2 separate regions of the Homo sapiens genome follow, and region 2 is linked to region 1. Evidence: chromatin loops called from intact Hi-C (ENCODE). Cell type or tissue: PC-9. All regions are shown on one strand. Each heading gives the region's core, and the rest is flanking DNA. Links, peaks and the distances in the headings are about the cores only. Region 1 holds the start of MIR6131 (microRNA 6131). Region 2 overlaps ANKRD33B (ankyrin repeat domain 33B).

Evidence for each region. A loop is a pair of places that touch in the nucleus more often than their neighbours do. Peaks named below come from ENCODE experiments on the same cell type or tissue, not always from the same donor. Only the 100,000 strongest peaks of a DNase experiment are listed, where the experiment ranks them.
Region 2: it touches region 1 in a loop (5-fold over the local background); 4 of 110 quality-filtered maps call a loop at or near these places.

Annotation. Positions count from the first base shown.
Region 1 is chr5:10,473,141-10,485,364 of GRCh38, forward strand. It overlaps MIR6131 (microRNA 6131), which reads left to right and starts at 4,897; the gene lies at 4,897-5,005. It also overlaps a transcript of ROPN1L not described here. RefSeq lists enhancers at 11,877-12,171, 11,937-12,224. In PC-9, for the core only: no CTCF peak of the experiment used is centred there; DNase peaks (open chromatin) are centred at 6,171 and 8,691; H3K4me3 peaks cover 804 bases; H3K27ac peaks cover 2,755 bases.
Region 2 is chr5:10,597,161-10,609,384 of GRCh38, forward strand. All of the region lies in intron 1 of ANKRD33B (ankyrin repeat domain 33B), which reads left to right. Among named protein-coding and RNA genes, the nearest start is that of ANKRD33B, 39 kb to the left of the region's middle. RefSeq lists enhancers at 3,733-3,812, 4,033-4,162, 10,806-11,055 and a silencer at 10,086-10,135. In PC-9, for the core only: no CTCF peak of the experiment used is centred there; DNase peaks (open chromatin) are centred at 2,891 and 4,441; H3K4me3 peaks cover 302 bases; H3K27ac peaks cover 2,353 bases.

The DNA of each region.
Region 1 (12,224 bases), core at 1,336-9,335:
CAGCCTTTTCCCTGGTTGTAGTCAGTTGAATAGTGAGTGACTCCCAGAAAGATATGTCCATGTCTCAACTCTGGAACTTACAAATGTGGCCTTGTTTGGAAAAAGGGTCTTTGTAGATGTCGTTAATTTAAGGATCACAAGATGTGAGCATCCTGGATTTAGGGTGGACCCTAAATCCAATAACTGGTGCCCTTAAAAGAGAAAGGCAGAGGGGAGTTTGAGACACCAATGCAGGGGAGAACACCATGTGAAGACAGAGACAGAGATTGGAGGAATGCTGCCATCACTAAGGAGTGCTTGGAGCCACCAGAAGTTGGAGGAAGCAAGGAAGGATTCCCTCCTAAAAGCTTCAGAGGGAGCAGGGTCCTGCCGATACCTTGATTTTGGACTTACGGTCCCCAGAACTGTGAGACAAGAAATTGTTGCTGTTTGAAGCCACCAAGTTTGTGGTAATGTGTTTCAACAACCCTAGGAAATGAGCACACTTATTACCTCTTTTCTTGCAAACCAAGTCCAAAGGGGACACCAGAAATGGGACAGAGCCCTGAAGCAAGACCTGGGTTTGGTTTTCTTTTGATTCCGAAAATAACAGCCCTTTAAGGAATCAAGAGGTTGGGGAGAGGTTGAGGCTGAAGAAAGTTGAAGAACTGAAAGAATCTTGGCTCATTTGGAGGATAAGAGAGAGTTCTAGAATGGAGAGAAGATAGACCTGCTCTAGAAAAATTTTCTGGCTGGGCGCAATGGTTCATGCCTGTAATCCCAACACTTTAGGAGGCTGAGGCAGGTGGATCTCCTGAGTGCAGGAGTTCGAGACCACCCTGGGTTACATGGCAAATCCCCGTCTCTACTAAAATACAAAAAATTAGCTGGGCGTGGTGGCGCACACCTGTGGTCCCAGCTACTCAGGAGGCTGAGGCACAAAAATCGCTTGAGCCCCGGAGGTGGAGGTTGCAATGAGCTGAGATTGCACCACTGCACTCCAGCTTGGGCTACAGAGTGAGACTGTGTCTCAAAAAAAGGAAAAAAAAAAAAAAAAGGAAAATTTTCTAATTTCCACAGGTTTTCAATGAGTTTCTGCTGCAGACAGAATCCTAAGGTGGCTTTCAAGATTCCGTCCACTGGCAGACACGCCCCATTGAATCTCCTTCCTTGAGTGTAGGTAGGTCTGTGTATAGTCAGGTACACAGCGGGACAGTACATGGTGGGACAATTACCCCCTCGATTGTGGTCTGTGACATGACTCAGCAGTAGCAGACTAGAGAGGGGTTCTCACACTGGCTTTGAAGACATAAGCTGTCACTGCGAGGGCACCAGGTGCTGAGGACATGAGGATGGCCTCTAGGATTTGACAGTGACCTCCAGCCGACTACCAGCCAAAAAACGAGACCTCAGCTCTACACTGCCAGGAGCTGAATTCTGCCAATGACCTGGATGAGTTGGAAGCGAACCTAGAGCCTCTGTTGAGATTGCAGCCTCGGCCCACGCCATGATGAGGTTTCTTGCCAGGTGAACAGAGGACTCAGCCAAGCTGGGCTTGGACGCTCCACCCATGGAGAAGGTCAGATGATGAATATGGATCATGTTGCTAAGTTTACGATACTTTGTTATAGAACAATAGAAAAGGAATGCAGTTTCTGACCAAAGTTCCTCCCAAATTGTAACTGAATAGGAGCGGCTGAGCTTGAGCCTTGATTTTGTGCTTTTTTGCTGATTTGGTGGTTTTTTATGACCAAGTATTAAAAATGGGTGTATATTTTAAAGTCATGTTTTGAGACAAATCACACAGTTAAAAAAACAAGTTTAAAAGTCTCTAAAGAAAATAGAGAACAGATGGGCAAAAGTTGATCAGTGGTTAAACATAAATGTGTTCCAGATGGGAATGGAAATTGCTTGCTTATTATTGTTGGTGTGGCCAGCAGCTCCCTTCAGAAGCCTCTCAGGTGGCTTTGTAGCAGAAAACCTCCAGAAAGACATCTTTCCAGGGACGCCTTTCCCTGGTGCCATCTAGATGGCAGACTTCTAGCAAGTTCCGCTAGCAGGGCACCACAGCCACTTCTCTGCAGTTCTACAAGCCACAGTCACACCCTCTTCAACAAGACCTGGATCTCAGCTCAGGGCAAGGGGATTTCTCTGGGTGTACCATTCCAGTCCTTGGGGTAATGGCTGTTATTCATATCTGCTATTCATATATTCTGTAAAATTATCTTTACTTCTTGCCAGCCAGTTCCTCGTACCCCGACCCTATTGTCCTTACTGATTATTTATATAAAACTTTCCCTGTTCAAATCACTCTGTGGTTTCTCTCTCCTGATTGGACCCAGACTGATGCACTGTTCCCAGCAGCAAGTAGCACTATGTGCCAAGCACCAGGTGATAATTTCAGAGAGCTGAAGTGACATAGGCCTGTCTCCAAAGAGTAAACATAATGCCCACTTCAACACTTGAGAAAAGAAGGGAGAAGTATAAAATAAAATATAAAAATAAATAAAAAATAATGCCCAAGTTAAGCAGACAGAGCATGGGGCAACAGGGTAAGAGACTGGGTTCCAGACCTGATTCTGCAACTAAGTATGGGATTTGGGGAGGATTGTCCCATCGCTCTGTTTCCTCTTCTGTAAACTACAGAAAGTAATGGACTCAGAGGCTTTCTATTAGAGTAAAGCTAAGCTGCAGTAACAAAGTAACAAATCACACAGTGGCTTAAAGCACGTAGAAGTTTATTTTCTCTCAAATACCAGTCCTCAGATGAAGGGTCCTTGGTGATGGAACTGCTGTGCTCCACATGATCATTCAGGGATCCAGGTCCTGTCCATCTTGTCGCTTTGCCATCATATGGACTTTCACCCTCATCTGCATGGGTGCAGTTCATAGGAAGGTGAAGAGCAGGGAGGAGGCCATTGTCTTAAGGCCCATACTTAGGAGTGGTGTCTATTACCTCCCCTCACATGCCGGCAGGCGGTGCGCTTAGCCACGTGACCACATTGAATTGCACAGCAGGCTGCGAAATGCAGTCTCTAGCTGAGCAGCCACATGCCCTTGATCACATGGAAGAAGTGAGAGCGTGTTGAGGGGGCAACTTTCAATGTCCCCAACTCCTGTTCCAGCTCTGCCAGACCCCTCTATGTGTTGCGGGGCATGATTGCGTGTAAACTCCAGACCATTTAGGTAAAGAAGGAAAACATCTCTGGCAAGGTGGGAAATACGTGCCTCATCATTCTGCTTTTGCATTTCAGAATCAAGATCTGAAGAGCTTGCAAAAAAGTTCTTTTAGTGCTGAAAAGTAGGAACGTGGCAGATGTGACTAACAAAACAGTCCTTGTGCATCTGCTAGGGAGCACAGATTTTCTTTTTTTCTCCAATATAACAAATTACAATCCATCTGGGATTTGAGAAGTCTGAGCTAAGGTTTCTGGATCTGTTTGCATGTGGAACAACGATGAAAAGAAGAAAATGATAAGTCAGTTTTAAAGAACTTTTCTTGTGTTTCAAGTGGAAAGAAGGCTTGAGAATTTTTTTACATTTTACTCTGGTGTAGAAGGACGGTGATATTTAAAGAGTTAGAATGAGCATTAAAACAAAGACATGAAAATAATCGAACCCATCAATTGTATTTTTATATGCTGGCACTAAGACCTTAAAAATAATAATGTATCTAATTCTCACAAAAATATGTTAAAATGAGGACTATCATGTCCATTTTAAAGAGACGAAATGGAGGCAGATAATTTGTGTAAAGTCAAACAGCTAGTAAGTCTTGGATCTGGGAGTTGAAGTTAGATCATTTGGCTCGAGTCTATCAGAGACCTGCAACCCTTTTCTGTAGTGCATCATATAGTAAATCTTTTGGGCTTTGCAGACATGCAGTCTCTGCTGCAACTGCTCAGCTCTGCTGTGTAGCATGAGAGCAGCCATAGACAATATGAAAATGAGTGAGTGTGGCCGTGTTCCAATAAAACTTTATTAATGAACACTAAAATTAAGTTCATAGAATTCCACATCACAAAATATTTTTCTTTTTGAACTTTTTCAACTACTTACAAGTGTAAAAACCATTTTTACCTTGTGGGCCATTGTTTGCTGACCCCGGGTCTATGCAGTTAACCTTGACCTTTTTCAACATGTTAAAGAGGTTAACCCACATTTACCGAGGGCCACTGACCTGGGCACTGTGTGGGGCGCTCCATGTCCTGGTCCACGGACTTGCTAGTCCACAGACTTGCTACCTTCATCTATAGGTAGCTCCTGCTACCGTTATTCACACTGTATAGATGAAGAAAGCAAAGCGGTCCTACTACAGGTGGAACAAGGACACGCAGCCAGCCAGGAACTGAGCTGACATCTGTTGATGGACAGGAAGGAAGGATTTGGGTCAGCCATCAAGACTCTCTCAGGACCTGAGGAAAAGGGCGGGAAACTTAGGAGCAAGATGACAGGAGGGCAGATGCTCCGTGAGGATGGCAGGAAGAGGACATGTATGCTTAATATTCTGGAAAATCCTCTGGGATAAGGCCAGGCACAGTGGCTCATGTCTGTAATTCCAGCACTTTGGGAGGCCAAGGCAATCGGATCATTTGAGGTCAGGAGTTCAAGACCAGCCTGGGCAACATGGTGAAATCTCATCTCTACTAAAAATACAAAAATTAGCTGGGTATGGTGGCGTTCACCTATAATCCCAGCTACTTGGGAGGCTGAGACAGGAGAATCACTTGAGCCCGGGAGGCAGAGGTTGCAGTGAGCAAAGATCACACTACTGCACTCCAGCCTTGGTGACAGAGTGAGATTCTGTCTAAAAAAAGAAAAAAAACTATTCAAAATCCTCCAGGATAAAACTCTCTGTTGAAGGAAGCTTTAATCAGCAGCGAGCACATCAGGCACACTCGTTGCTGCCCCTTCTCATCCCGCATTCCCTCTGCTTTGGTCAGGTGGTGCCCTCCTTCCATGGGTAGAGCCAGAGATGGTGGGTTCTGGCTGGTCAGATGGGAGTGGACAGAGACCCGGGGTCCTCCCGGCTTCATGACTGCACGTGGTGGGCCCTGCACTGTGTGTCTACTGGGATGGATCAAGGTGCAACCAGAGAAACCTTGAGCCCTCTCCAGATACTTGAGTGGTAGCTGAGTTCCTGCAGCCTCTGTGAGCTCCCTTCTGAGCCTCTGGCTCCCAGTTTCCCAGTACCCTTTCTGTATTAGCTTCCTGGGGCTGCCCCGACAAAGTATCACAAACTCAGGGGCTTCCGCAACAGAGATTTATTCTCTCACAGTCCTGGAGGCTAGAAATTTTTGGACTTCTAGCTTCCCGGACTTGATTGGCAGGGCCACACTTCCTTCTAAGGCTCTGGCTGGGGGTGGGGGTCCTTCCTGCTTCTGCCAGCTTCTGGTGATGCTGACAATCCCTGGCATTCCTTGGCGTGTGGGTGCATTACTCCAATCTCTGCCTCCCTCTTCACATGGTCTTCTCTGTGCGTACGACTGTGCATCCTCTCCTCTCGTAAAGGGCAGCAGTCGTTGGATTTAGAGCTCACCCTACTGTGGTATGATCTCATCTTAATGACATCTGCAACAGCCCTGTTTCCAAATAGGGCCACATTCTGAGGTTCTGGGTGGACATGAATTTTGGGGTGGGAAACACTCTTCAAGCCAGTAAATCTTCCTCCCCAAATCTTGCTAGGTTTCCAATGCCTAAAAGAAGTGCTAATTGGAGAAAATAAGAATAGTTTTCTACTTATCTCAGGAGCGGGAAAAGATGGCAAAATGGCATGGCCAATTTTGGAAAGAATATATAGGGTGTTGTAAAGATATGTGATGATGATGAGGATGATGTTTTCACCAATATTTGCAGCCTCTTGTCCACACAGAAGGATTAGGAAGATTAATGCCTTCGAAATCAGCTATATTTTAGCACTCTGTTTTTAGTGTTTTCATGATTATCCTGGTGTCCTTGTTTTTGAGGTGGCTGCTATAATTATGGTAACGTGTGTGAGTAGGTTAGAAAGATGTTACAAGTGATTAAGCTATAAATTAGTCACTTTGGAGTGTGTAATAGTTCTTTCAAGTCCCCAGCATATAAGGGAAAGTGACACTGGTCTACAATGACTGTCTCCATGCTTCCATGCAGAAATTGAGACCTGGAGAATGTAAAGACTTGCCCAAGTTCTGTGAGTGAGTCAGTGCTAGAAAAATCTTGAGCCCAGCCCCCCAGATGTGATGACTATTCTCTTTCAAATATTTCTACAGGATTAGAATGGGCGCTCAGGCTTGGCTCAGACACCCCACATCTTTAGGTGAGTGGCTTTTAAATTGCCATTTGGTCACGCCTACTTGGCAGAGTTGCAAACACGGGCTGCAGAGTTCACACCCGCACCCTCCTCTCTGGAAGTGGAGTGAGAACAGGGTGGGCAGAGGTGGGGCTGCCACACCTGCTTCCCTGGAAACCCGAGGGAGAGCACAGGACGCCAGGCTGGGACTCGGCTGGCAGCTGCTTCGGGCGTCTCACCTTGTGACTATTTCCTGGGCACTGTGGGAGAGGAGGCCTCTTGCCTGAGCTCCTGTCCCTACTGTCTCCTCTCACTAAATGCACGGCACGGCTTTGCGGTAATAGGCTGGGACATGTCAACTCTTTTTTTTTTCTGAGACGGAGTTTCTCTTGTTGTCCAGGCTGGAGTGCAATGGCACGATCTCGGCTCACGCAACCTCTGCCTCCTGAATTCAAGCAATTTTCCTGCCTCAGCCTCCCAAGTAGCTGAGATTACAGGCATGCGCCACCACGCCTGGCTAATTTTGTCTTTTTAGCAGAGACGGGGTTTCTCCATGTTGGTCAGGATGGTCTTGAACCCCCAACCTCAGGTGATCCGCCTGCCTCGACCTCCCAAAGTGCTGGGATTACAGGCATGAGCCACTGTGCCCAGCCAACATGTCAACTCTTTAGGAGAGTTTGAAGACAAAAAATAACCCATGTCTGAGCATGGGAGGTGCTAAAAATAGGAACTTCTTAGCTTCCACAAGGGCAGATAAATGAATAAATAGGCCATAAACCAATGTAGTTATTTCAGCTGGGGGATTTTATTTTCTTTTGATTGTCCCCTGGAGCTACGAAATACACAAATATAGACTGATAGATTTTTTTCATTAATTCGAAAAGCATTTAATGGCTGTCATCTATGTGCCAGGCAATTGATGCGCAGCCAGACTTCCAGGAGGCTGGAGGGGGATCCAGATGAACCTCCCGGAGTAGGATTGTCAGGAGGGGACTGGAGACCAGGGCCATCCTGAAAACCCCATCTCTGTTCCAGGAAATTCCTAGGATCCCCTGGGAGGCACAGCCTGGAGAATCCTATTTTGGTTGCTGAACAGATGCACACATTGGAATTGAGACTGCGTGTGCTTGGGGTGGGTCGGTGAGGCGGGGGCAGTGGGGTCCAGGTGGGAGCCGTATGGAAGCCCTCCCCTCCCCATCCTCCAGGCATGCCAGCGAGTGTGGCCTTATGTTGAGTGTGTCCTCCAGTGTGAGTGGCTCCTCCGAGTGTGGTCCAAGGACCCGCAGCATCAGCATCCCCTGGGAGAGCCTTGGAAATGCAGAATCTTGGGATCCAGCTCAGACCCAGTCAGAATCAGATTTCCAGGCAGCTCGTGTGCTCATTGATGTCTGAGAGGATCTGCTTGAGAACTCCACAGCTGGGGCTGACAAATCCCCCTCTGACCTCAAATTTACCTCCTCCTTCTAAAAAAGCCAGACAACCTAGCTCCCTGCCCACCCACAGCTCTTTCCAGTGGATCCAACTTCCTCTCACACCCAGTTTGAGCAGGGGGAGACAGGAAGGGCCTCTTCTCTGCTTCCAGATCGTCTGTTTCTTCCGTCAAACACCACAGTTCCTATGAAACCCACCGCAGTAGCAGACCTGGGTCTTGTCAAGAGCTATGAAGGGTCTGAGATTTTACCTACTCCTAGGCTAAAAGTTAGCCTGCCAGTTTGACAAATGCTGCCTAATGACACGAGACTCCCGGGGCAGAGACAAAGGACTTTGCTACTCACAGCACAGCAAGCAGCATAAGTTTTGCTTTAAAATGTGGTGTATTAATGCAATATTTGAGTTATAGTAAGGCCAACAGATCAGGAAATGATTGTCATTGAAAGGACAGTTTGTTACTCCCAGTTCCCAGGAGGAGGGGCCACGCTGAGCTATGCAGGGCCACGAGCGTTGTTAGCAGGCTCAGGAGACAGCGGACATGTGGGCAAAAGCCTTGTTTGTGTCCCTAGTTGTCCGGTACTTGCTCCCAGGGTGATTAGGCAGGTGGATAGTGGCCTGGAGTGTGAAAACCCAATAGAGGAGGTGTCTGGGGCATGGGCTTGCAACTGGTTGGTTTGCATTTGAAAAGCATGTTTGCAGGAGCCTGGTTTACTATCTCTGGGGATTGGTTAGTACTGGGTGGGGCAGTCCCTCCAGGGTCAGCAAGGTCCCAGATATCAAAGCATCAGAATGCAGAGAATGGAAGACATGGTTAATACAAGCTTAATGTTTGCACTGGTTCCCTATGTCCCCAAAACCCCATGGGGGTGACGTGGGGGGCCCAGGTGGATGCTGCCGCGCAGTGAATTTGCATCAGCGAGGGAAAACCCTGAGCTCAGGGGATGCAGATGCTTTATAATGGGCAGTAAGCAAACACACCTAACCTTTGTCCCAGCGGGAGATGTTATCTTTATAATATTAGGTAATAACCAAACCTGCTCTCTGCTCTGTAGGGAGACACCACCTCTTTGCTTCTCCAAGGCTGTTTGCTGCATCTGAAAAGACAATCTGGAACAAGAGGAGAGTCAGGCCAGCCACAGTGGTTCATGCCTATAATCCCAGCACTTTGGGAGGCCGAGGCAGGTGAATCACTTGAGGTCAGGAGTTCGAGACCAGCCTGGCCAACATGGGGAAACCCTGTCTCTACTAAAAATACAAAAATCAGCCGGGTGTGATGGTTGCACCTGTAATCCCAGCTACTCGGGAGGCTGAGGCAGGAGAATCGCTTAAACCCAGGAGGTGGAGATTGCAGTGAGCCAAGATCATGCCACTGCACTCCAGCCTGGTGACAGACGAGACTCCGTCAAAAAAAAAAAAAAAAGGTTAAAATGCTACACTTTCTTATCATAGTTTACCGCAATTAAAAATCAAAACAAAACAAAACGAAAACCGTAAAAGATAAACCTTTTCGAATGCTACTATTTCCTGTATCATAAACAGTTCCTCTTAGGAAGGCCTTTCTGGTATATTAAAGACCTGCTCCAGAAAACACAAAGCGGATCAGAAAAACAAAAAGTGGATGTCACTCATGGACATTTTGATAACATCAATGTCATGTACATTTCTTTCCCATAAATTCTGGGGAATTTTTAAGTGGCATGTGGGGCTCTGAAAGGTTAGGAGAGATCAGGTTTTAGGGGAGTGGGGAACTCTGATGTAATGGTCTAATGGCCCAACAAACTTGGGTGCCAGGGCTCTGGCATGAGGGCAGAGAAAGGGCTCTTGGAACTGGGGTCCTGGTGGGAAGGGGAGGGATGGACACGGTAGTGGGTAGAATAATTTCCCCTCAAATTTCAGGTCAACTCGGAATCTGTCAATGTGACCTTACTCGAAAGTTCTGTCTTTGCAGTTGCAATCAGTGAAGAATCATGAGATAAAATAATCTTGGATTTAAGGTGGGCCCTGAATCCAATGACTCTTGTCCTTATATGAAGAGAAGGATGACAACACGGAGTCACTCTGAAAGCTCAGCGTGGTAGAACTTAGCAGCATGATCCAGCTGTGAGGAAGCAGCTTCCAGGTGTGCTGCCAGCTGCTGACCTAGGGGGTTCACCAAGAGGGCCCCTCCCTGCCCAGTGCCCTGACTCTGGGGTCCAGGGCTGCACACTTGGATGACAGAAGGACATGCCCAAGCTTACCTGGCTGCTCAGAGAATATAACCAGACAGTCAGCACTGACTACTCACATGCTCATGTTTATTAAGAGACTCTGACTGGTGGGAATGGAGTCATCAGAGCCAAAAGCACGTGTGCAAAAGAAAATGAGCGTTTTCACCTTTTAAGCGAAGATTGTTTGGGGGTTGAGAGAATGCTGGAGCCTGCGCTAACTCCCTGGGCCAGCACAACTGCGACGTGTCCTCTGCAGGGGTCTCCAGCCTGGTGCTCCCAGCGAGATAAACCAGGGATTACGTCTAGAGGGTCAGAGCATCTGCACCTGTCTAGACAGAGGCTCTAAACTGGGGCAGTGGGGTGAGGTTGGAAAGCAGCAGATGGGATAGATACACGGAGTTGGAGGGAGTCTTCTATTTAGGGGTATCTCAGCAGACATTCTCAGCTGCCAAACAGCCAGCCCCAGGCATTTCCCTGTTGCAGAGGTGGGTGCCCGTGCTATCCAATGATTCCCTCGGCTGACAGACAGGGATGGGGTGAAGAAATAGCAGGAGAAGATGAGAAGGAAAGGGTGAGTGAAACAGAGGAGGTGGGGGAGGAAAGAAAATGTAAATGACACACAAAATGCTCTGAGATGCTTACTGGATGCCAGACACTGTCCTGAATGTTTCGCGGGCACTGAGTCCTCCTGACAAGCCCATGAGGGAGAGCTTTTATTTCCTCCATTTTCCAGAGGTGGAGGCTGAGGCAGGGAGGTGGGTTATGGCCTTTCTGCGAGCATTCGCAAACATTCACCGAAACACAGTATGTTCACCAACATAGAGTTCAAAAGCCACACTGAGAATCTGCGTGGTCCATCAATAACGTGTTGGGCATGTTCTATGATCTGAAATCCACTAGGACCCTGGGCTACCAGGCCCAATGTCTCTCTGGAGTGTCTACAGCCTAGCCAGGGGAAAGAGAGATGCTAACTATAACAATGACATGGGATAATGTTGTTGTCCAGGTGCAGACACTCAAGTATTGGGAGGAAACAAAAGGACTGGAAATTGAGCCCAGGCGTTTGAGACCAGCTTGGGCAACATTAGTGAGACCCCCCCCAACCCACCGCTCTCTACAAAAATTAAAAAATTAGCTGAGCGTGGTGCTGCATGCCTGTAGTCCCAGCTACTTGGGAGGCCGAGGTGAGCAGACCGCTTGAGCCCAGGAGTTTAAGACCAGCCTGGGCAACATGGCGAAACCTTGTCTCTACAAAAAATACAAAACATTAGCCAGGCATGGTAGTGCATGCCTGTAGTCCTAGTGACTCAGGAGGCTGAGGTGGGATGATCGCCTGAGCCTAGGAGAACAAGGCTGCAGTGAGCCGTGATTGCACCACTGCACTCCAGCCTGGACGACAGAGTGAGACCCTGTCTCAAAAACGAACAACCACCAAAGAACTGGAAGAGTCCTGCAGGCACTTGGGATTGCTCAGCAAGCACCCGGGAGAGCTTCACAGGGGTCTGGAATAGTCCAGCAGGTGCATGAAAGAACCCCGGCTATATCTGTACCTTGGAAGAGTCAAGTGCAGGAGCTAAATTTCCATGGGAAGAGGTGAGGGACATGGAGTTAGATTGGAAAGGTCTCTGAATGGCAATAAGGAGAATGATATCCTGTGACCCAACATGGCTGCTATCCGAAGATTTCCAAAGTGGAAATGTGTTAGGACTTTTTCCGTTGCAAAAGATAGAAATCAAATTCAAACAACTAGACTGAAAAGGGAATGTGTTAGGACTCTGGGGAGCTCTAAGAACCGTAGTGACTGCAGGGACATCAGGAAGAATAACGTGGCTTGCGAATGGAGCCGAGACACCCTGTGGCTCCCCCTTTGATCTAGGTTTCTCTGTGCCTGGTGTCATTCCTCCCCTGCAGGTGGGCATTCTCCATGTGGCAGGCAACCTCTGTGTGGCAGAAAAATTCTACAGGGCAGGGTACCGGGAGGCAGGTACTTCCATAGGGCAGGCTGCCATGAGCCAGCACCTCCAGATAGCAGTACTTCTCTGACATCATTGCAGGTTAGAGATCCCTGAAAAACAATTTCTCAGCCTTGATTTTAAAAACCCCAAGGAAGGAGGGATTCTGATTGGTCTAGTTTCAGTCACGTGTCAACAGCAGACCAATCAACTGTGGCCAGGGGCACAGATGCTTTACAGAGGCAGGCCTGTGTCGTGTGACCACCACATGACCTGCGTCATGTGATGGGTGGAGGAGAGGGTGGGCATGCTGTGATTGGCAGCCTCCTTCCCGTGGGTGGAGACCTTTTATAAAGGGAAGGGAAGAGCGCCATGTGGATAAAC
Region 2 (12,224 bases), core at 1,377-9,376, 120 kb after region 1:
GTGATGACAGGATCAGACTCACACATAGCAATATTATCCTTAAATGTAAATTGGCTGAATGTCCCAATTAAAAGACACAGAATAGCAAGCTGGGTAAAGAGTTAAGACCCATCAGTGTGCTTTCTTCAAGAGACTCATCTCACATGCAAAGACACATGTAGGCTGAAAATGAAGGGATGGAGGAAAATTTACCAAGCAAGGGGAAAACAGGAAAAAGCAGGGAGTGCAATTCTAGTTTCTGACAAAACAGGCTTTAAACCAACAAAGATAAAAAAAGACAAAGAAGGGCATTACATAATGGTAAAGGAGTCGATTCAACAAGAAGAGCTAACTATCCTAAATATATATGCACCCAATACAGGGGCACCCAGATTCATGAGGCAAATTTGTAGAGACCTACAAAGAGACTTAGACTCCCACACAATAATAATGGGAGACTTTAACACCCCACTGACAATATTAGATCATCAAGACAGAAAATTAACAAATATTCAGGACCTGAACTCAGCTCTGGATCAAGCAGACCTCATAGATATCTCCAGGACTCTCCACCCTAAAACAACAGAATATACATTCCTCTCATCACTACATGGCACTTACTCTAAAGTTGCTCACATAATCAGAAGTAAAACACTCCTCAGCAAATGCAGAAGAACTGAAATCATAACAAACAGTCTCTCAGACCACAGCACAAACTAATTATGCTTTCTAATGTGAACCTCTAATTCTTGGTTATATCTTGTACATACATGTGTTTTTTTCTTTTAGTTTTGGATTTCTGGACCTTGACATGTTTACCAGGAGTACTAGATTTTCTTGCTATGTTCCTTTTCTTGGCATATGACTTTGATCCTTCTGAGGGGTTGGAGTCAGAAGCCAATTACCACTACTTTTTCCTGCCTCCTCCCACATCCAGATGTCTGTTCTCCAGCCTCCATCTCTTCTAAGTTTGCCTTCTCCTCTCAGTACCTGGATGTGACCACCCCATTCAGTGGCGTCATCTCTACCTAGTGACTCCTAGGAGACTTTTGAGTATTTTCTGACTTCTAGCCTGCCCCTTCTAGCACTCTCAATGCCTTGTTGCGTTTTAACCATATTTTATATTTTGTTTTTTGTTTTTTTTTGAGATGGAGTCTTGCTCTGTTGCCCAGGCTGCAGTGCAATGGCACAATCTCGGCTCATGGCAACCTCTGCCTCCTGGGTTCAAGCGATTCTCCTGCCTCAGTCTCCCAGGTAGCTGGGATTACAGGCATGCACCACCATGCCTGGCTAATTTTTGTATTTTTTGTAGAGATGGAGTTTCACCATGTTAGCCAGCCTGGTCTCGAACACCTGACCTCAGATCATCCATCCGCCTCGGCCTCCCAAAGTGCTGGGATTATAGGCGTGAGTCACTGTGTCTGGCCATGATTTTTGTTTTGTTTTGTTTTGCTTTTAATTAAAAAAATTTTTTTTAATGTTTAGAGACAGAGTCTTACTATGTTGCACAGACTGGTCTTGGAACTCCTGGGCTCTAGCAATCCTCCCATCTCAGCCTCCCAAAGTTCTGGGATTGCAGGCATTAGCTACTACACCTGGCCAATCATATTTTATGTTAATAATACTTGGTTAGCCAGGCATGGTGGCTCATGTCCGTAATCCCAACACTTTGGGAGGCTGAGGCAGGTGAATCACTTGAGCCCAGAAGTTTGAGACCAGCCTGAGCAACACAGAGAAATCCTGTCTTAAAGAAAAAATAAAAAAATACTCTGTTGAGGTATAATTGACATATGATAAAGTACAGAAATTCTAAGTGAACAGCCGTATGATTTTGACAAATATATACACCTGTGCAGTCATCCCCCTACTCAAGATATAGAGCATTTCCATCACCATAGTAAGTTTCCTCTTGCTCCTTTCTACTCAGTCCCTGTCTCATCAGAGGCAAAGACCTGTTGTTCAGATTTCTGTCACCATGGATTAGTTTAGCCAGTATTGAAAATTCAGTGGAATCACACAGTGTGCGCTCTGGTGCCTGGATTCTTTCACTCAACATAATGGTTTTGAGATTTAGCCATGTTGTGTGTACCACTAGGTTGCTTTTTTTTTTCTTTCCATAGTTAACAACTTTATTGACAATTCATCCATTAAAGTATACAACTTGATAGTTTGGGGCATATTCCATTATTAATTTTTAAAATTGTGGTGAAATATATATAACATAAAATTGTTCATTTTAACCATTGTAACCAGTGTACAGTTCAGTGGCATTTGCAATGTTGTGCAAACATTATCACTATTTCCAAAATGTTTTTATCATCCCTCTCCCCCCAGTCCCTCTTCCTCCTCCTACCCTCTTCCCCTCAGCCCCTGATAACCTCTAACCTATTTTCTGCCTTTATGAATTTGCCTATCCTACATATTTGCATAAATAGAATCATACAATATTTGTCTTTTTGTATATGGGTAATATCACTTAGCATGATATGCTCAGTGTTCATCTATATTATAAAATGTATCAGAATTTCCTTTTTTTAAAGGTTGAATAATATTCCATCATATGTATATACCACATTTTGCCTGTCCATTTATCTGTTGATGGACATTTGGGTATTCCATGTTTTCACTACTGTGAATAATGCTGTTAGGAACATGAGTGTACAAATCTTTGTTTCAACCTCTGCTTTAAACTCATTTGGGCATATACCTAGGAGTGGAATTACTGGATCATGTGGCAATTCTATGTTTAGCTTTCTGAGGAACAACCAAGCTATTTTCCACAGTGGCTGCACCACATTAGACTCTGACCAGCAATGCACAAGGGTTTGTTTCTTCACATCCTTACCAAACAAACACTTGTTATTTTTTTATATAGGTGTGTTTTAAATGGTAGCCATCCTGATAGGGGTGAAGTGATTTCTTATTGTGGTTTAGATGAGCATTTCTCATGACTCAGTGACTAATGATGTTGAGCATTTTTTCACAGGCTTATTCAGCATTTGTATGTCTGCATAGGCAAAGTTGCTTTTTCTGCTATCATTACTTCATTGAGAGATAATTTACATACAGTGAAATGCACAACTCTTAAGGGTGTAGTTCAGTGAATTTTCACAAATGAATATGCACATGTAAATGTCACTCAGATTAAGATATGATTCCATTACCCCAGGAAGTTCTCTTGTGCCATTTTCTAATAACCCCCTTCACAATTTTTTATTACCATATACAGTATTAATCTTGCCTGTCCTTGGATTTCATTAAATAGAATCCAGCAGCGTGCACTTTTTGGTGTCTGGCATATTTTGTTCAATGTAATATGCATGAGATCCACTGGCATTGCTGTGTGTATCAGGATTTTGTTCTTCTTTTGTTGCTCAGTAGTATTCCCAAGTTTGATTATAGCAGACTTTGCTTATCTAGTCTCTTGATGAATATTTGGGTTGTTTGCAATTTTGGGATATTATGGATAAAGCTGTCCTGAACATTCTTGTATACATCTTCATGTGGATATAGACTTTAATTTATTTTGAGAGAGTATCCGTGAATGGAGTTGCTGGCTCATAAGGTAGACATGTGTTAAACTTTAATAGAAACTGCCAGTTTCCCAGTGTGGTTCTTCCATTTTACACTCCCACCTGCTGGGAACATGAGAGTTCCACACCCTTGCCAACATTTGGTATTGTCAGTCTTTTTAATTTTAACCATTCTGGTGGGTGTATGGCGGTATCTCATTGTGGGTTTAATTTGCATTTCCCTGTGACTAACGATATCGAGCCCTTTCACATTTGGAAAAGGTTATAATTTAAATTTTGTACATTAAAAAAAAATCAAGTTAGAAGACATTAATGAACACCTGCAGAACAGACATCCCAAAGCCCAGAATGTCATGTGGAAGCCACCGCCCTGACAGCTATGAGTCAGACAGACAGATGTCAGTTTCAGTTACACCTTAAATCACAAATGAGTTGCCAACTCAGTTTAAAAAGAATAGGGTTGGGGGGCATATATTTAAAGAATATTTTGAAAATAGAAGAAAATGTGGCAAGGCTGTCTCCTCCCACACCAGCTCCCACCTGAGAGCCAGATAGTTAGCAGGAAAATCTGATCACGCTGCTTTCTAAGACCCTGCGTGGTTCTCCACCAACTTTGGATGCACTTCAGCCTCCTCAGCCCTCGTGGAAGCCCGTCATGACCCAGAATTCCCCACTCGTCAGCTCCACGCCTTTGCACATGCTTGCCTCCCGCCTGGGACACGGTCCCTCCACCATCCCTGGCGCTGCGGACCTCCCACCATTGCTTGGCTAACGAGGCTCAACCTGGCTGGGTGCCAACTCCTCCCAGCCTGGGCAAGTTGCCAGTCATCTGTGCTCCCACCATCCTCTGGGCCGAGCCTGGCATTCTCATTGTTTACTTCTCTGCCTCCTTCCCCAGACTGAATGTCCTGAGGGGAGGGAGTCGCATTTCAGCAATCTTTGTATTTTGAACACACAGCCAGGGACCAGTAAGCCTGCTGATGGTGAATAAATGCTCATGGGTGATGACGACAGCCAGCTGAAAGCGGTGCAGCCCTCCTCCCTGCGGGGCATGCTCTCCGTGGATGTGCTGGTTTAGTCACACACATTTTAAGTGTGACGACACCTATATATTCCTAAATCTGTAAGACAAAGTACAAGCCACAATATCTCGAGATCTGCCCTTCTCCTTTGACCACTCCACCCCAGCCTATGACAGGGGGCTGCCATTTCCCCCCATGGGGCCAGGGATGACTCTTGGTAGAGCACCCAGGAGCTGGTGCACATGAGAACAAGACCAGTTAGGGGGCATGTGAGGGAGTGCTGTAGGCATCCAGGCCAGGACTAGGTAAGAATTTATTTGGATTTATATATAGCAGAGACTGGGCAAGACAAGAAGGTGGGTGCGTTGCCCCACTGAAAGAAAGCCAATCAAGTAAAAATGAACAAGAACACAAGCTGAGCTCTGTGTCCTGTGTCCCCGAAGGGGTGACTGAGCAACCTCGGTGCCTGGGTGTAGAGATAACACCACCACTGTCCATCCCGGGGCCTCACCCAGGGCGTCAGCGGAGCATGCTCACACTTTAGGTCCTGTAGACAAAAGTAATTGCAGGCTCCCAGCCAGGAGCCTGGGCTGAGGCCTGAGGATCTGCATTTCTAACACGCTCCCAGGGGACGCTGATGCCGCTGGTCCTGGGACTGCACTATGAGTGGCCAAAGTCAAACCTGCGCCTGGCAGAAAACAGTAAATAGGTCGTTTGGCTCAATCATTAGCCAGGTTGTTAATTCTGCATCCATTGGTTTGGGTTGTACTAAATTAGGCCACACTTTTTGTGAGGTGGACCAGTATTTGTGCATGACAGGCCCAATATTTGTGAAAACATTGCCTTGAAAATAGTTGGAGAATTTTATTTCTCATGAATAGAACATGCTGTCGTCTGAGAGCCTGCCTCAGAGCAGCTGGCTGGGAGCCTCCGGAGTGGGAACCGCTTTGGCAGAGTAGGTAAAACATTCAAAAAGGGTTTCAAGTCTTTGAGTCTGAAACGAGTGGACAATGTAGATTCCTTTCATGAAATTGTATGCAGCATTTTGCAAGGAACTTATAAAGCTGATCATAGTCTATAGATCCTGAAGGTCCAATTTGCTTTCCATTGATTGCTTGTCATTTTTTTTTTTTTTTGAGACAGTGTTTCAGTCTGTCACCCAGGTTGGAGTGCAGTGGCATGATCACAGCTCACTGCAGACTTGACCTCCCAAACTCAAGCAATCCTCCTGCCTCAGCCTCTAGAGTAGCTAGGACTACAGGTGTGCACCACCACACCCAGCTACTTTTTGTATATTTTTGTAGAGACGCGGTTTTGCCATGTTGCCCAGGCTGGTCTCGAGCTTCTGAGCTCAAGCCATCCTCCCGTCTCAGCCTCCCAAGGATCTGGGTTTATAGGTGTGAGCCACCGTGCCCGGCCTGATGGTCTATTTATATTCTCCCAACTCTTTCTAGAAAAGGATGGGAGGCAGCTTTCTGTCTTCTGTACAGTTTTCTCACAGCCCGTGAATCCACTTGTGTAGTTAAGCAGGAGACTGGGAAGCTTCATCAGAATTTTTTCATCCTTAAAAAAAATTTTTTTTTTTTGAGACAGGGTCTCATTCCCTCGCCCAGGCTGGAGTGCAGTGGAGTGATCTCAGTTCACTGCAACCTACGCCTCCCAGGTTCAAGTGATTCTCCTGCCTCAGCCTCCTGAGTAGCTCAGATTATAGGTGTGCACCACCATGCCAGGTTAATTGTTGTATTTTTAGTAGAGACGGGGTTTTGCCATGTTGCCCAGGCTGGTCTTGAACTCCTGACCTCAGATGATCCACCTGCGTTGGCCTCCCAAAGTACTGGGATTACAGGGGTGAGCCACTGTGCCCAGCCCCATCCTTAAACATTTTGTATTTTCTGATTATTAAATAAAAATAGATGTTCATTGTAGGGAAAAATGAGACTTTTTACAACTTTTTATAACCTATTCAGAATCAATTACTACTGAAGGCTTAGTGCATTTCTCTCTTGTTTTTTGTCATGCAGTGTTAATAGATGATTTTATATAATTGTTTTAAATGTATATTTATCTTATGGTAATTTAAGCCTTTCCTCATGATTAAAATTCTTTATATACCTCAATTTTACTAATATTTGATAAATGTAAGATTATACCATAGAAAAATGTTTTTTTTTAAACTTTTTAAAATAATTTCAAAAGGAGAACTTTTTTTTTTTTTTTGAGATGGAGTTTCACTCTTTTTGCCCAGGCTGGAGTGCAATGGTGCAATCTCGGCTCACTATAACCTCTGCCTCCTGGGTTCAAGCGATTCTCCTGCCTCAGCCTCCCCAGTAGCTGCAATTACAGGTGCCTGCCACCACACCCAGCTAATTTTGTATTTTTAGTAGGGACGGAGTTTCACCATGTTGGCCAGGCTGGTCTCAAACTCCTGACCTTGTGATCCACCCGCCTTGGCCTCCCAGAGTGCTGGGATTACAGGTGTGAGCCACCGCGCCTGGCTTTTTTTTTTTTTTTTTTTCAGACAGAGTCTTTCTCTGTCACCCGGGCTGGAGTACAGTGGCGTGATCTCGGCTCACTGCAACCTCCGCTTCCTGGGTTCAAGTGATTCTCCCACCTCAGCCTCCCGAGTAGCTGGGACCACAGATATGCGCCACCGCACCCGGCTAATTTTTATATTTTTTGGTAGAGATGGGGTTTCGCCATGTCGACCAGGCTGGTCTCGATCCCCTGACCTCAAGCAATCCTCCCACCTCAGCCTCCTAAAGTGCTGGGATTACAGGTGTGAGCCACTGTGCCTGACCAAAAGGAGAACCTTTTTGAAAAAAAAAAAAAAGAAAAAAAAAAGAAAAATATAGCACTCTCCTGGTGTCTTCTGGGAGTATAGTGAAGTCCAGAGAGGAGATTTTCTTAGCTGAGTTGCAGAATTAATTATATCTAATCTCGCTGCACCTAACATCTAGTAGATCTCAATGGCTAATAATAAAATACTAATATGTTTTATTTAATTATATATTGTCTTATATAAACATATATTCAACTTTAATGAATGATCCAGTTCTCAAGACAGAAACATAGAATTATATGTTAATATGACAGGCTTTGGAAAATTGTAACTGGATTTTGTCATTATTCTATCCTTATGACTTGTTGATGTTTGTATTATCTAATGCTACATGCATCACCCCAAAACACAGTGGCTTTAAATAATAATTATCATTTATTTTCTCTCACAGTGTCTATGGCTCGGGAATGTGGGAACCTGGTTGGGCAGTTCTGACTGAGGGTTTCTCGTGAGTTGCAGTGGGATGCTGGCTGTGGCTGTAGTTGTCTGAAGGCTTGACTGAGGCCACAGGGTCCTCTTCCAAAGTGGCTCTCTCTCGTGGCTGGCACATTGGTGCTGGCAGTTAGCTGGGGGCCTCAGTTCCTCTCCCTGTGGGTCTCTCCATAGAGCTGCTTGAGTGTCCACAGGGCGTGGCGGCCGGCTTCCTCAGGAGCCTGCAATCCAGGAGACCAGGGTGAAAGCTGCAAGATCTTTTAGGATCTGGCCTTGGAAGGCACACACCATTACTCCTGCCATATGGGGCCAGCCCTGATGCAGCATGGGAGGTGATCACCAAGGATGTGAATACCAGGAGGAAACGAAGATCATTGGGGCCATCCAGGAGGCTGGCTACCACAGTTGTGGTTGTGAATATTAGAAGTACAGGGTATGGAATGAATAAGAAAAGTATACTCATGACAGACATACATGGTACTAGGACAGGGTCTGTGTTTTTGCTGTTGTAATTCATCCCCTGCATGACCTCTTTCTCATTGAGTTTCTTTCTTTCCTTTTCTTCTTCCTTTTTTTTTTTGAGGTGGAGTTTTGTTGTTGTTGCCCAGGCTGGAGTGCAGTGGCAAGATTTCAGCTCACAGCAACCTCCGCCTCCCGGGTTCAAGTGATTCTCTTGCCTCAGCCTCCCAAGTAGCTGGGATTACAGGCACTCGCCACCATGCCCAGCTAATTTTTGTATGATTAGTAGAGACAGGGTTTCACCATGTTGGCCAGGCTGGTCTCGAACATCTGACCTCAGGTGATCCGCCTGCCTCAACCTCCCAAACTGCTGGGATTACAGGCATGAGCCACCATGCCTGGCTGAGTGAGTTTCTGTGTTCCGCTCTTCTAGCCTTGCTAGTTCCTTTAAGTTCTCTGTCGAGCTTTGTACATCTGTTGTAAAAATTCCAAGCTTAATTTCAGAAAGATTAAGTGAATCAATGGTTGGAAGAACATGTAATTGTTACTGACAGTCACTGCCTTCAGGTCAACGGTTAACAGGCTTAGTTTTCTTTCATCACATAATGCTTGTATGATCACTGCGTGGAAACCACTCCCAGTGTTGGGAAAATTAGATGAGCCTCTGAGATAGGAATAGATTAGGTATATACATGAAGTTGGCAGAGGGAATACAGTTGAACAAAGTAGTGGTTTCATACATTACTAATCTAAAATCATAAATCCCAGCGAGAGGTTTGCAGTGATAATAAGATTTACGTTTTATGCAAAATTTAGTCTAAAGGGAAATTGTTTTGAATTACTGACAACCTTGAATTTATCAAATCCTGATTACAGGGCTACAAGGTGACCCCATGTTGGAAGGAATTATCTTGATGTATTTTACATATTTATTTATTTTATTAATAAAATGTCATTTCTTTATTTAAAACAGTTTATTAGGCATCTCTTTATTTGAAGCAGAAAAGCATAGATAAAAATACAAATATTGGCCTGGCACAGTAGCTCACGCCTGTAATCCCAGCACTTTGGGAGGCCAAGGTGGGCGGATCACAAGGTCAAGAGATCGAGACCATCCTGGCCAACATGGTGAAGCCCTGTCTCTACTAAAAATACAAAAATTAGCTGGGCGTGTTGGCGAGTGCCTGTAGTCCCAGCTACTCGGGAGGCTGAGGCAGGAGAATCACTTGAACCCACGAGGTGGAGGTTGCAGTGACCTGAGATCGTGCCACTGCACTCCAGCCTGGCGACAGAGCAAGACTCTGTCTTTTTTTTTTTTTTTTGAGGTGGAGTCTTGCTCTGTCGCCCAGGTTAGAGGGCAGTGGCGCAATCTCAGCTCGCTGCAAGCTCCGCCTCCCAGGTTCATGCCATTCTCCTGCCTCAGCCTCCTGAGTAGTTGCGATTACAGGTGTGCGTTACTACACCTGGCTCATTTTTTTGTATTTTTAATAGAGACAGGATTTCACCATGTTGGCCAGGCTGGTCTTGAACTCCTGACCTCAAGTGATCCACCCACCTCAGCCTCCCAAAGTGTTGGGGTTACAGGCATGAGCCACCACGCCCAGCCCATTTTATAAGTACATTTTGTGCCCAATCAAGTATCAAAGACATAATCTTAAAATAAAGGACAGTTCTTCCCAAGGGAAAAAGAAAGTAGGCAACCTGACACATGAATAGATGATGTATGCTACTGTTACACGCACACACACACACTCAGAATAGACTGTGATGCTGTGATAACAAACCACTTCAAGTCCCAGTGGCTTAAAATAACAAAGGTTTGCCTCTCGCTCATTCATGCTGTTGTGCGCCGGCTAGAGGGGGCAGGGCTCTGCTCTCTCTGCCCTCACTCCGGAGGCCCAGTCTGGGAGCAGTTGCATCTCTGAGCTTCAAGGGCAGTCAAGTCAAGAAAAGGGAAGGTGGCACATCGTCCACCGTCTCTCGAAACTTCCTCCTGGAAGTGACACCTGCTATTTCACTTACGTTTAATTACCCAAAGCAAACCAGATGGTCAAGTCAGAACTCAGAAAGGGTGGGGAAATGCAATTTTACCAAGAGGCAGGAAGAAATAGATAACGGAATAACGCCAGTGAGTACTGCAGCTGAATCCAGTGCAACTGAATTGTCCTGGTTCAAACAATTAAAAAAGACTTTGTGTGTGTACTTTCACCAGCTTCTTCACAGACCGTCGCCCATACTTGAGTGAATCTTCCTCCTGTGCATGCTACTGTATATGATAAGTGGAAGAGAATAGAGAGTGTTGTCAGGGACATTTTTGAGGAATACTGAAGTCTACTTGGGACAGTGAAACACACTGGACGATGAGCTTCCAGCTGCTTGTTTTCCTGCTGGACTGTCTGTGAGTTCATCTTCTTATTTAAAGCTCCTTGTTACTGAGTGCCTCCTAGCAGCAGTTTCCTTTAGCCCTCTCTAGGAGGAGCACAAATGCCTATTCCTGGCAGCCTGAGCATGTCGTCTTAGGCGTCCTCTCGTGACCTGTGGTCTGGTGTTTTGCACAATCTTCATCACCACTCCTTCTAGAAGGACTGAGAACTGAATTTGACTTTTAAAACGAAGCTTGGTAATCAAGAATAGCAACAGCAGGCTGAGTACGGGGGCTCACGCCTATATTCCTAGGACTTTGGGAGGCTGAGGCGGGTGGATCACTTGAGGTCAGGAGCTCGAGACCAGCCTGATCAACATGGTGAAACCCTGTCTCCACTAAAAAAATACAAAAAAAAAAAAAAAAATGGGCGTGGTGGTGCATGACTGTAGTCTCAGCTACTCAGGAGGCTGGGGCAGGAGAATCGCCTGAACCCATGAGGCGGACATTGCAGTGAGCCAAGATTGTGCCACTGCACTCCAGCCTAGGCAACAGAGCGAGACTCCATCTAAAAAAAAAAAAAAAAAAGAGCCGTGGTAGTTCTGAAGGGGAAGAGCAAGGAAGGTTTCTTCCCTGCAAAACACAAGGCTGCAGTAGCGAATCAGGATTGCCTTGGGGCTGAGGTAGATTGTTAGACCAATGGGAGCAACTCTCAGGTTCATTCCTGTGTTTATGGGGAGGTGGGATGAGCTTGAGCATGCTGTTACTACCAATGGGAAAAGAATGGATGTGTTCATATATTGTGCTAGGAAAACAGAAAAAGGTAAAATTAAACTTCTATAATAAAAACCATGGTGGATTCAAGACCTCACTATGAAAAAAAAAAAAACTTGAAACTGTTGAAATTAAATACAGAGGAATATCTTTAGGGTTTTTGAATGGGAGGCATTGCTTAAACGCATGACAAAAAGCATTCCTATAAAGGAAAAGATTAATAATATGACTGCATCGAAACGTAAAACGGGATGGTAAATGAAAAACAAGTGGTGTCGAGAAAACAATCGCAACACCCTTGACAGAGCTTCAGGTCCAGGGGCAGCATTTACAGAGGCACCTACTCTCTGTGGTGCCTGAGAGGGAGCGCCTCTTTAAATTTGGTGCCCCAGGGCCTCCTTTGCCACATCTTAGTGCCAGCCTTGGGCGCCAGTGCCATCCTGATGCCAGCTTTAGTGTCTAGGGCTGTATTGCCCAGTAGTGTAGCTGGTACCTCCAAGTGGCTGTGGAACACAGTGCAACTGAGGTGTGCCGTAAGTGTAAAATATGTACTAGATTCATCCAAAAAAGGTAAAATAGCTCATTAAAATTTTTCTATTGATTACATTTTGAAATGGTAATATTTTGGATATGTTGAGTTAAATACAATATATTTATTAGGATTTCATTTGGCTTTTATTAATTTGGCCACTAGAAAATTAAAAATTATCAGCCAGGTGCAGTAGCTCATGCCTGTAATCTCAGCACTTTGGGAGGCAGAGGTGCGCAGATCACTTGAGCCCAGGAGTTCGAGACCAGCCTCGGTAACATGGCAAAACACCATC